Regions from separate parts of the Homo sapiens genome. Here region 2 is linked to region 1. Evidence: read pairs that join two places in POLR2A ChIA-PET (ENCODE). Cell type or tissue: endothelial cell of umbilical vein. All regions are shown on one strand. Each heading gives the region's core, and the rest is flanking DNA. Links, peaks and the distances in the headings are about the cores only.

What was found. Peaks named below come from ENCODE experiments on the same cell type or tissue, not always from the same donor. Only the 100,000 strongest peaks of a DNase experiment are listed, where the experiment ranks them.
Region 2: POLR2A ChIA-PET joins it to region 1 with 5 read pairs; 2 of 35 experiments call an interaction of 5 or more read pairs at or near these places.

Annotation. Positions count from the first base shown.
Region 1 is chr5:72,412,238-72,417,981 of GRCh38, forward strand. It overlaps the pseudogene YBX1P5. Among named protein-coding and RNA genes, the nearest start is that of ZNF366, 92 kb to the right of the region's middle. In endothelial cell of umbilical vein, for the core only: no CTCF peak of the experiment used is centred there; no DNase peak of the experiment used is centred there.
Region 2 is chr5:72,869,150-72,874,893 of GRCh38, forward strand. It overlaps TNPO1 (transportin 1), which reads left to right. Exons shown (of 25, transcript NM_002270.4): 7 at 3,490-3,571. Among named protein-coding and RNA genes, the nearest start is that of MIR4804, 6.6 kb to the right of the region's middle. In endothelial cell of umbilical vein, for the core only: no CTCF peak of the experiment used is centred there; a DNase peak (open chromatin) is centred at 2,402; H3K27ac peaks cover 2,942 bases.

The DNA.
Region 1 (5,744 bases), core at 522-5,521:
TTTCTTTTCTTCCATTTGAAGGCCAAACTGTTCAATGGGAAACCTCAGTGATCAACACCTATGCTAAGAGACCCCAACCCCAAACATAGACTGGAGGTGCTGGGCTTTTTCCCAGCTAGTTTCTGCTGTTCCTTGCTCTTCTTGTCACATTAGTAGCCTGTAGTTGACTGAGACTTCCAGAAGAAGGGGCTACAGCTCCTCTTCCTCACTCTGCCCCACTGGTGCATCACTACTAATCTCATCTCACCACCCCAAGATGTTAAGAATTATGAGAATGTGAAAAGAGTTCCCTCTAAGTCTAAGAAAAGTCTTAGACTGGCAAGTCATTCATTCCACAAATATTTGTTGAGTTCTTATCCTGTCTCAGGTTTTGTTCTAGGAGCTGGCAGTGCAGCAGTGAACAACAAAAAAAATTCCCTGCACACATGAGACTTATAATCTAGTTGAGAGAGACTGACAATAGCAAATAAATGTATGGTATGTTCGAAAGCAGTAAGTACTGTGGGTAAACTAAGGCAAGACAATGGAGGTGAAGCTGGGATGGACTGTAATATTTTAAATAGGTTGGGCAGGAAAGATGTCTCTGATAAATGCATTTGACCAGACGCCAAAGACAGTTAAGAGAATGAGCAAGGGGATAGCTGAGGAAAGGAAATTCTAGGGAGAGGAAATAGCAAGCACAAAGGCCTGAGTCCAGAATGCATGATGTCCTGTCCAAGGAGCAGCAAGAAGAATATGGTAGCGGGGAAATGAGGAGCATGGGAGACTTTTGCAGAGCTCTACCCAGAGGAGGATGGCGCTAGCTTGGACTCAGGTAGCAGTGGTAAAGGTAGTTGAGACATTGTCGTATTTATGATCGATTTTGAAGGTAGAGATTTCAAGATTTGCTAATAGATATGAAAGAGTAGAGGATCGATAGGTTGGAGAAAGACATGTTTTAGACATCCAAATGGAAATGTAGGAAAGAGAGTTGGTTATCAAGGTCTGGAATGCAGAGGAGATACTGTGGGTATTGGTGGAGTCTATGCAGATGGTATTGGGAGTGCAGAGAGAGGAGGCCCAAGGACTGAGCTCTAGGCACTCCAACAACAAGAGGTCAGGAAGATGAGAAAGGGTCAGCAGAAGAGACTGAGAAGGAGTTGTTAAGGAAGAAGGGGCAAAGAGAAGGGAGAAGTGTCCCAAATCCAGGTGAGGAAATGTTTCAAGAAGGAAATTGTGATTAGCTCTGTCCAATGCTGAGGAACAAGTAAGCTGAGGCCAGAAGATGGGGCAACGTGGAGGTGAATGGTGACATTAACAGAGTAGCTTTGGTGGAGTGTAGGGAGATGGCTTGAGAGAAAGGGGAGGAAGGAAGCAGAAACAGCAGGAAAAGATTTGCTATAAATGGGAGCAGAAAATGGGCAGAAGCTGGAAGACATGGGGTCAAAGGAATGTTTTCTTCATGATGGGAAGTAAGTGTTATTTTTTCTCCTATGTAGTGTTCATTTCTTTATTTATGACACAAGGGAGATAGGTTTGTTGTAGCCACATTAGAAAATATACAGATAAGAAAACAGGAAGAAGAAATTTATTGAAGAAACCTTTAATCGTACCATGAAGACACATGAACTCTGTCAACATCTTGGTAGGCAACCTTCCGGACTTTTTTCCATGCTGTGCAAGCTGTTTAGTCATCTCCTTTTTAAACTGAACAGTATAATTTCAATATCTCTTATGTCAACATGCATTTATGTCATCTTTATTAAATAGCTGCATAATATCTCATTTATTTGAATATACCTGGATTTGCTTAGTCAATTATTACATATTTAAATTGTTTCTTCTTTTACCTATTAAAAACATTCCTTTGTACCTATATTTTTGTGTACCTGTACAGTGATTTTCTTAGGATGAATTTAGAAGTAGAACTATGAATCTATGCACATTTTAAAAAGATGTTTAACATTTTTTTAAAAGAGATGAGATATTTAGCATATTTTTTAAAAAGATGTTTAACATATTACAATAGCATAAACAGCAATGTGATATGTTTTCTATGGCTGCTGTAGAATGGAAAATTTAAAATCTCCAAGCTTTCAAATTCAGAAATCAAAGTGAAGCCAAAGGTCCCTAGGTTTTAAATAGCAGAATCATTCAGGAAGGGAGAAACATTGATTTGTTGGCACAAGGCTTTAAAAATAAATATTTTATACAAATGAAGGTAAAAGAATATATTCAAATCGGATATTTTGAAGACTAAGGAAACAAAACTTAATTTGAGGAAAGTTTTGTTTTAAATTGTCAAACATATGCTTATTCTGTATCTTGTCATCATGAAATTCAGTCTGGGCTTGTTTGTCAGAAGCTTTCCAGTGAGATGGTGCCATTGCATACTGTTGTATAACCTTGTCTTGAGAGGATGATGCTTGCTTGTTTGTTTTTGTAGGAAATTTTATTGACATTGCATTTTTGTTAAAGGAAACTGAATTTCAATTTATTTGCCAATCGTGTAATTTTAACCCATTATCTATACCTGCACATAATTAATCTTGTTTTAATAAAAACAGGAACAAGTATAAAACTTGTTCTAATTCTCCTGGAAATAAGATTTCCCCCTCTGTATCAGTTATGGTAGATTCTTGGCTTTTTGTCTGACATCACAAAGACCTTTTTTTTTTTTTTTTTAATGATCTGGCACTGAGCAAAGTAGCATAGTTTAGTAGAAAACCTTCATGTCCTGGTTCTGCTAATTTGACTGTGAGATCTGCAAAATGGAGATAATACCTGTCTCGAAGGTGTTCATTTCCATTTAAAAAGTATGTAAAAGCCTGGGAGCTTCTGCTGCTGGTCATTTCACAGGCACTCAATAAAGAGCTATCGATTTATAATGTGTATCAGTTGCATCAGATCATGTCAGCTTCAAGGAGTGACAGATGTCTTTATTTTTCTAAAACAAATTGTGACCCGAAGACCCCAAGTAGGGGAGTCAGTATCAGTCTAATATTTGTCATTTTTCATGTTCACCCTTTCTTTTGGATTGCACTTGGACAGTGGCTCCTTATCAATGTGTCTCCAATTATGTGTGCATACACACATCCCTGTGTGTGTGTGTCTATTTGGAGGGAACAGGAAAGGAATCTGCCTATCAGATCACACTGGTCACCCTCAACATCATGGTTCCTTTTGCTGCATGCTGCTGGGGTGGAGAGCTGGCCCCCTGTTCATGGGTAAGACCACTCTAGACAGGTTTCACAGAGCTCCGCCTTTGCTAGAGTCTGGACGGAGGGACCTAGCTCTGCTCTGAAGGGCAGCAGAGTTGTTTGACATCTGGCCTCTGTAGGCAGCACACAGGTTGTATAAGTTGGATCTTGCCCCACGAGGAACTCACAAACCCTGTCTCTTTCCTAGTATCTTGGAAACCAACAACCCCATAACACGCCCTTCTTTTACCTTCAAAATGAGTTTCTCCATGCAGAAGCAATCCCCAGGTCTTTAAAAATAAGGCCTCTTTGGAGTTGTCTCCCTGGTGTTTCTGTGTGTGTGTGTGTGTGTGTGTGTGTGTGTGTGTCGTCACTGAGGCATATGAAACCACTGTTAATTCCCTCTCAAAGATAAGAGTAAAACCCTAACTGCCTAGCTTTTATTTGTGGGAGAAGGGAGTATAATCATCTTTGTTTCTTTAGAAAAGTCTAGACTAAGAAGGAACAAAAAAAATGCAACAATTAATATTACAGTAACTCATCTTGTTAAATATGAATTCATTCCAGACTCAAAATCAGGTCACATCTGGATTCCAAAGCTGACATAGATGTGAACCAAAAGAAAATCACAGGGTGGCAGTGGGGAGGGAAGCATTTGTGCAGATTGGAGAGGCCATTTATAAAGGTGAAAGGCCGGAGCCTATTGCCTGTCTAAATGCTAAGGTCTAGACTCCCAGATTCTAAAATGCGGAAGGAATCATTGAGACTCGAACTTCCCTCCCCACTTAGAGATCTGTGTCTGACATGCTTTGCCAATGAGTACTTTGTCTCACACTATGTGTGTATGGTAAGAAAGAGCTGACTTCTTCAGGAGACAGCTCATTCCATTGCTGGACAGAACAGTTTTTAATATTCTTCTGATCTTGAATTAAAAACATCCTAATGGCCACTTTTAGAATGAGTTTTGCTTTTCAAGAGTAATGTGGAGTAAGGGAAGCCCAGTGTTGAAACATTTAAAGCCAGTTGTTACATTCCACTTCCTGGATCCCTGAGTTCCCCAGTTTCTACAGCTGGAACCCCTTACCTCTCAGTACAGGCCAGTGAGGGACCAAGATGAAAGGACCTTGAATGCAAACCTCTTTGCTTCCAAATCAAGCAGTGTTATGGGTGGTTCTACTTCACCTGAATACCCTAGTTCTGATGACTAACGATAAGAGCAGCATTAGCTGACAATTACATGTGCTGGAGTCACTGTTCTAAGTACTTTGTGTGTGTGTGTGTGTGTGTGTGTGTGTACCGCTTACTCCTTGCAACTACCCTGAGGTAGGTACCATTTTTATCCCCATTTTACAGATGAGGAAACTGAGATCACATAGCTAGTTACTGGCACAACTGGGATGGCTTTAGAGTCCATGGGCTTAATCTCTAAGCCAGTGGTTCTCAAACGTGAGCATTTCTTAGAATCCCAGAGGGCCTGCTCAAACATAGACTGCTAGGTGTTTGCGATTCAGACGTCTTGTGGGAGGAGGAGTGAGGATTTGCATTTCTGACTAGTTCCTAGGTGCTGCTGCTGCCAGTCTGAGAAGGACATTTTGAGAACCACTACTGTGTGCTCACTGAATCCAGCTCTTGATTCCCATTTTTGAGTGGCTTCCTTTGTTGCCTGCCTGGTACCCTGACTCCTCAGGGACTGGCTCCCTTTTCCCTCTAAGTCTACCAGAACATTGCTGGGTCCCCACTCTCTGCTCTAAGACGCCCCATACCACCTGCTTTCCTGGGCCTTTACCTATTGTCATCTGCAAGATGTGTCTGTTCTCCAACTGCCTTCCTGGCCTTCCAGGTGCTAGAAACTTCCTCCATCATAGCCACTTCGTCGGGGGTTAATCTGGCCTGTGGATTATACTGTGTCCTGTCCCTCCACAAACTGAGTTGTAGCGATGACAGATGTCACATGTGCCTTAAAACTTCTGAATTAGATGGTATGGGTGCAGGGAATAGACTCCAGAGACCCTGAGCAGCCCCACCGCCGTCCCGGCCCGGTTAACCTCACGCCCAGCCCTGGGAGGAGCCGCAAGTGCGCAGCGGGCGCCACTCGCCATCCCCGCACCCATGAGCAAAGAGGCCCAGGCCGAGCCGCCGCCGCGACACCAAACCCAGCACCAGGGGCAGCGCACAGGGATCGGTGGCCAGGGTGCCTCACATCGGCTGCGCCTGCCCGCGAGGACAAGAAGGATGGGGTTTCATCAGCGGGAATGACACCAAGGAAGATGTATTTTGTACAGCAGACTGCCATAAAGCAGCAGCAGCTCAGGAATCACCTTCGCAGCGTGGTCGTGGAGAGCTGTGGAGTTTGGTGTTGAAGGAGCAAAGGGTGCGGAGGCGGCAAATGCCACGGGCCCTGGTGGCGGTCCAGTACGAGGCAGTACATGCAGCGACCGCAACCCTTTGAGACGCCATCCGCACTGCAGGCGCCTCGTGCACTTAGCAGTAGGATCAACAGAATAGTGGGCGTGGGTGAAAAACAAGGGATGGGAGCGCGCCCAAGGGCCAGGCCCAACCACGCGC
Region 2 (5,744 bases), core at 441-5,440, 460 kb after region 1:
GGGTAACGTTACTCCTATTTATAAGGTAAATTTATATTATGTCCCAGAATGGAATGAAAATAAGGCCTACAGTTTTACAACATATAAAATTGGCAGAACTTTTAAAATAATAAATGGCAGGGCGTAGTGGCTCACACCTGTAATCCCAGCACTTTGGGAGGCTGAGGCGAGTGGATCACCTGAGGTCAGGAGTTTGAGACCAGCCCGGCCAACATGGCAAAATCCTACCTCCATTAAAAATACAAAAGTTAGCCTGGCATGGTGGCATGCACCTGTAATCCCAGTTACTTGGGAGGCTGAGGCACGAGAATCACTTGAACCCAGGAGGCGGAGGTTGTGGTGAGCTGACATTGCGCCACTGCACTCCCTCCTGGGTGACAGAGTGAGACTCCATCTCAAAAAAATAAATAAAGACAGTTTTACCTTATAAAAATATGAGTTGAAGAAAGGCTAAAAATCAGAATTTGACCTGGAATATGCAGACTTTCAGGATGAGAAATTAGAATTGAAAATATACATGATTTAACAGAATTACTCTGAGCTTACTAAATACCTCAGATGCTTCTGGGGGAATATTTTCTTATAATCTATAAGGAAGAGATCATATTGGAGAAAAATTCATTCTTCACAAACAAATGCCATTTATATAGTATCAGACAGATCTAATTAACAAATTGATATTGATTATGAATATGTGACATGAGTAATTATTCTGCCTTTGTTATTGCCTTTGATCACCAGAAATCAATACAAGGAAGTTTTATTTTTATATACACAGATATCCATAGCATTCCAAGTTTATCATCTGTATTTCTGGCCTAGATCTGATTCCTTTTATTGGGAAATGATATTTAGAGCTTTCAGTAGGACAGTAGGAATGCCTTTTCTCTTCCTTATAAATTCTACAGTTGTCAAGTTTTATGAAAAGCCTTGTTGGAATTTACGTTGGAATAACATTAAATCTGTGGATCAATTTAGAAGAAATAGTCATTTTCACAATACTAATTGCTTTTTTTTTTTTTTTTTTTGAGACGGAGTTTCACTCTTGTCTCCCACACTAGAGTGCAATGGCATTATCCCTGCTCACTGCAACCTCCACCTCCCAGGTTCAAGCGATTCTCCTGCCTCAGCCTCCCAAGTATAGCTGGAATTACAGGCGCATGCCATCACTCCCAGCTAATTTTTTATTTTTGGTGGAGATGGGGTTTCACCATGTTGGCCAGCCTGGTCTCCAACTCCTGACCTCAGGTGATCCGCCCACCGTAGCCTCCCAGAGTGCTGGGATTACAGGCGTGAGCCACCGTGCCCAGCCAATTGCTTGTTTTTAATGAAGTTTTCTACTTTTCTTTTTAGAGGCCTTGAACATATTACATATTAAATGTATTCCCAGGCACTTACTTGGTCTTATGATACTATTGTAAATGGTAGCATTTAAGTTACACTTTCTAGTTTTTTCCTTCATTGCTGATGTATAGAAACTATATTAAACTTCCAAAGAAAGCACGTCACACTGTTTCTTTTAATTTAAAATGTAAGTCCTAACTGTTCCCAAGTTTCTAAAAATGGTTTGGGGAGGCTAGTAGTAGGTGCCTCTGGAGGTTGGGGATAGGAGAGATTTCTGCCTTTAAATTTTGCCTTACATGCACACAAAAAAAATGCAAGTTAAAAGATTTCTGTTCTTGATTTAAAGGCCCTTTAAAAGACTTTATTGTATTTTTTTTCCATTTGTTTACTATGCCAAGTACTTAACATATATATTAGCTCATGTAGTTTAATCCCCCCAACAAATGAATGAATTGTAGGTTGCTGTTGTTTTTGAGACAGAGTTGGTTTTTTTTGAGACTGAGTCTCTCTCCATCGCCCAGGCTAGAGTACAGTGGCGCGATCTCGGCTCACTGCAACCTCCGCTGCCCGGGTTCAAGCGATTCTCCTGCCTCCTGCCTCAGCCTCCCGAATAGCTGGGATTACAGGCATGCACCACCAGGCCCGGCTAATTTTTGTATTTTTAGTAGAGGCAGGGTTTCACCATGTTGGCCAGGCTGGTCTAGAACTCCTGACCTCAAGTGATCCGCCCGCCTCGGCCTCCCAAAGTGCTAGGATTACAGGCGTGAGTCACTGCGCCCAGCCAGTAGTAGTTTTATAGAATGAGAAAAACACACTTTAAAGCATAGGTAGCTTACCCTGTGTTGAACATTTAAGGGGTTGAGCTCCCCATAGTATGCTTTTTTCACTTAATGTTATCTTGGTAAATGTTTATGTGCTTTGCTGTAACTGCAGAACCAAAAATCAACTGTTTTTGGCACAGTGGTTAAGACAAAGAAAGGTTTTCATGGGGTTATATTTCAGAAGAGGAGACAGGACAGATAATGAATAAGTAATATGATTTCATACAGTCATGAGTACAATGGAAAAATAATGAGATCAGGGATAGACAGTGATTCAGAGATACTTTATGTAAATGGCTGTCTGTAAAGGAAACGTTTGTGCAAAGACTGAACAAAGTAAGGAAGTGAGTCTATGAAAGATGGTGAAGGATGTTTAAGACAGAACAGCAAGTGAGAAGTCTCTGGAATTAGGAATCAGCCTTTTAGAGTGACAAAAGAAAGAAACTTTGGGTTGTAGCAGCATAATGGGAATTGAAGTTAGGGGGTAAGGGAGGAGCCACAGTATAAAGGAATGTCTAGGCAAGTAGTCAGCAAACTATGTCCCATGGAGCCAAATTTAGCCCATGACCTGCAAGGTAAGGATGATTTTTAAATTTAAGAGGTTGTAATTAAGAGGGAAAAAAATGACAACAAAGGTCTTCATGTGGCCCATAAAGCTTAAAATATTTACTGTTTGACCTTTTGTAGAAAAAGTAGATTAAGTTTTATTGCAGCAATCTGAATGAGAGTATAGTGTGGTCTGTGTGTGTCAAACAGGCTGTAGTGGGGTTTGGCACAATGGAAGTCAGGAAACCAAGTACAGCCTATTTCATTAACCCTGGTAAGAGATCAGAGATCATGGCTTGGTTGAGAGAAATGAAAGCAGTGAGAAATGATTAGATTAAGAGTAAATTTTTAAAGTTGGTGTCAATAAGAACTGCTGAGCAATTGAATTGCATATGCCAGAACACATGGACTATTCTCCATTTTTAGTTTCAAAAGGAATGTTTACCTATCATTTTTAAATCTGTAGGCATCTAAAAAAAAAAATTTTGCCCCTCCCCAACCTCCACTCTTTATGGGTATGCACTATTAAAAATTTGCACATGTCCTTTCTAACATTTTTCAGTTGCTTAGAAATACATATTGCTCTGCAGCTTGCGTTTTGCACTTAGTATATCATTCAAATTCTTTCCTTGTTGATACAGAAGTTTGACGTATTCTTTTTAGTGGGTATATTGATAGACATATCATAATATTTTTATGGAGGAATGTTTTTACCAATTTTCTATAGATAGAACAAAGTTACAATGAGCATATGTTAAATTTTAAACTTTGTTTCTAGGTCTCACGCTGTTGCATGTGTCAATCAGTTTATCATCAGTAGGACTCAAGCTCTAATGTTGCACATTGATTCTTTTATTGAGGTAAGACTTGTTCTTGTCTCCCTCCCAACCCCCCAGCTTTTTTTTTTTGAGAAGGTTAGGTGATGCTAACTGCATGTAGTTTTGCTTTAAAACAAGAATCATTTATAATTCTAAACTCAATATTTAATTAAATTATTTCTGATAGTATTAAAACTGGATATGGGATAGACTAACTTTTGTTAGCTGAGAAGGCACTTTTACTAATTTTTCTACTTGTATCATTCTACAAACACTGATTTTGGTGGCGGGGTATGTTTAGTATCTTGACTACTTTAAAAATTTTTCCTTCAATATACTGTTCAAATTGCATATGGAAACCAAGTCCCTCAGCTCATGCAGTTTTTGAAATGTGAAAAATTGGTGAGGTTAGATTAAGTTCATTTGGTAGAATCTGAAGGCACAGACTACAAGGACAGTATTTTCCATTGGTTTCCATTGTAAAATTAGAGGCATCAGGAAAAATAGACTCTTTAGGCATTTTGAACTTTCTGATAAAAGTGGAAAGAAAAGAGCATAATTTTCTGGCCAGGAACCATAAGCACCACAATTTCTTCTCAAAATCTCTGCTACTTGATAACAATTAAAAGGATTGTTAAAGTTCCTTAAGCACCTTCACTTTTATTTTCATGAAATGGAATTTTAAAAGTCCCTTAGAAGTCAGACTGCTGATACTACTGTTGGGAAATTATAAGGAAGAGTAGGGGGGGTTACGTTACTTTTTTTCTCGTCACTTAAATTGACCAGCTTCTTTCTGAGCATCTTTTACCAATAAACTAAGAGTAGTAGCCATAAAGATCCTTTAGCCATTTACAAGTTAAAACCAAAATGTGTCTTAAATAGTTTTACTGACTACTACCTACTATGGAACAGATACTGTGTTTGATACTAGGGATACTTAAATTTTATGCCTGCAAGGTGTTTTCTTTCAGTCTAGTCTAGAGGTAGTATAATGTAGTGGATAATACTAGAGGTCTGGAGTAGACTATTGGTGTTCAAATCCAGCGTCTCAGTTTAGTAGCTTTTAACCTTAGATGCTTTATTTAACTGATGTTTTCTTTATATCATCTGTAAAATGAGTCAATAATTGACCTACCTTGTTGGATTGTTATAAACCTAGTTGATATAAGTAAATTGGAACAATGGCTGCCACAGAGTAAGCAGGCACTTCATGTTAGCTATTAAAGTATTAATAGTAGTATTTCTGTTGCAATTATCCTGGTGTTTTCTTTTAGTATTACTCTTTCACAGTTTAATAAAGGGGACAATGATAGACATACCAGCACCTTATAAGGAAATATAATCTAAAATAAATGAAATTGAATTATCTCTGAAAATAAAAATTTCATAGGACGGTACTCAGCAAGTGAGGCAGAAACATTTTCTAACATTTTAAAATATTTTGCTTTACTATTAAATATGTTAATATTTGTTTACTACTTGATAGTCCTACAGGATTTAGCCAATTCTCTACCCTACAAAAACAGTAAACCTCTGGAGGAAGTGCCTCTAACATATAGTAGGCCCTCAATAGCAATTTGCCAAGTGAATAAGTAAACTGATTTTCTTCACTTGCCATTGTTTTCATGGTATCATGTCTGCTAAGTCTAACATATTGATGAAAAGTTTATTGGTTACCAGTACATGGCTATAATGTATAACCTTGGCAAAGCTGGGTATTCATTGACAGTAGTAACAAAAGTGACAAATGCAAGATGATGGCATTGGGTATCCCCACCCCCAACCCAGTTGCTGTTCTCTAGAGTAAATTAATGAAATCTTTTAATAAAATTTAATGGAGGATGTACTGTTAATGGCAATGCCTGCTGGGAAAATAGTGCTCTTTTGTATGTAAAATACAATTAAAACAGGAACTACGTAGTTTTGAGAGTGTCAAATGTGGAAGCAGGACTTGGGGAAATCAACATTTTAAAAATGCTGCAATAGTACTTCACACAGTGTCCCATTTGATCGTTGAATTTCTCCTCTTTCTTATAATGAGATTTTAGGTTCATTTTGTAGAGGATTTCTGTGATTTCCTGGAAAAAGACAGTGGGACACATTGGATGTTACTTAACTTTTTAAATGCTTGTTTTACTGCTTTTAATACATGTATGTGTAAATAAAGTAAGACTTTATGTGTGACATGAGGAAGGCTTCATTGTGTTTTCCTCTC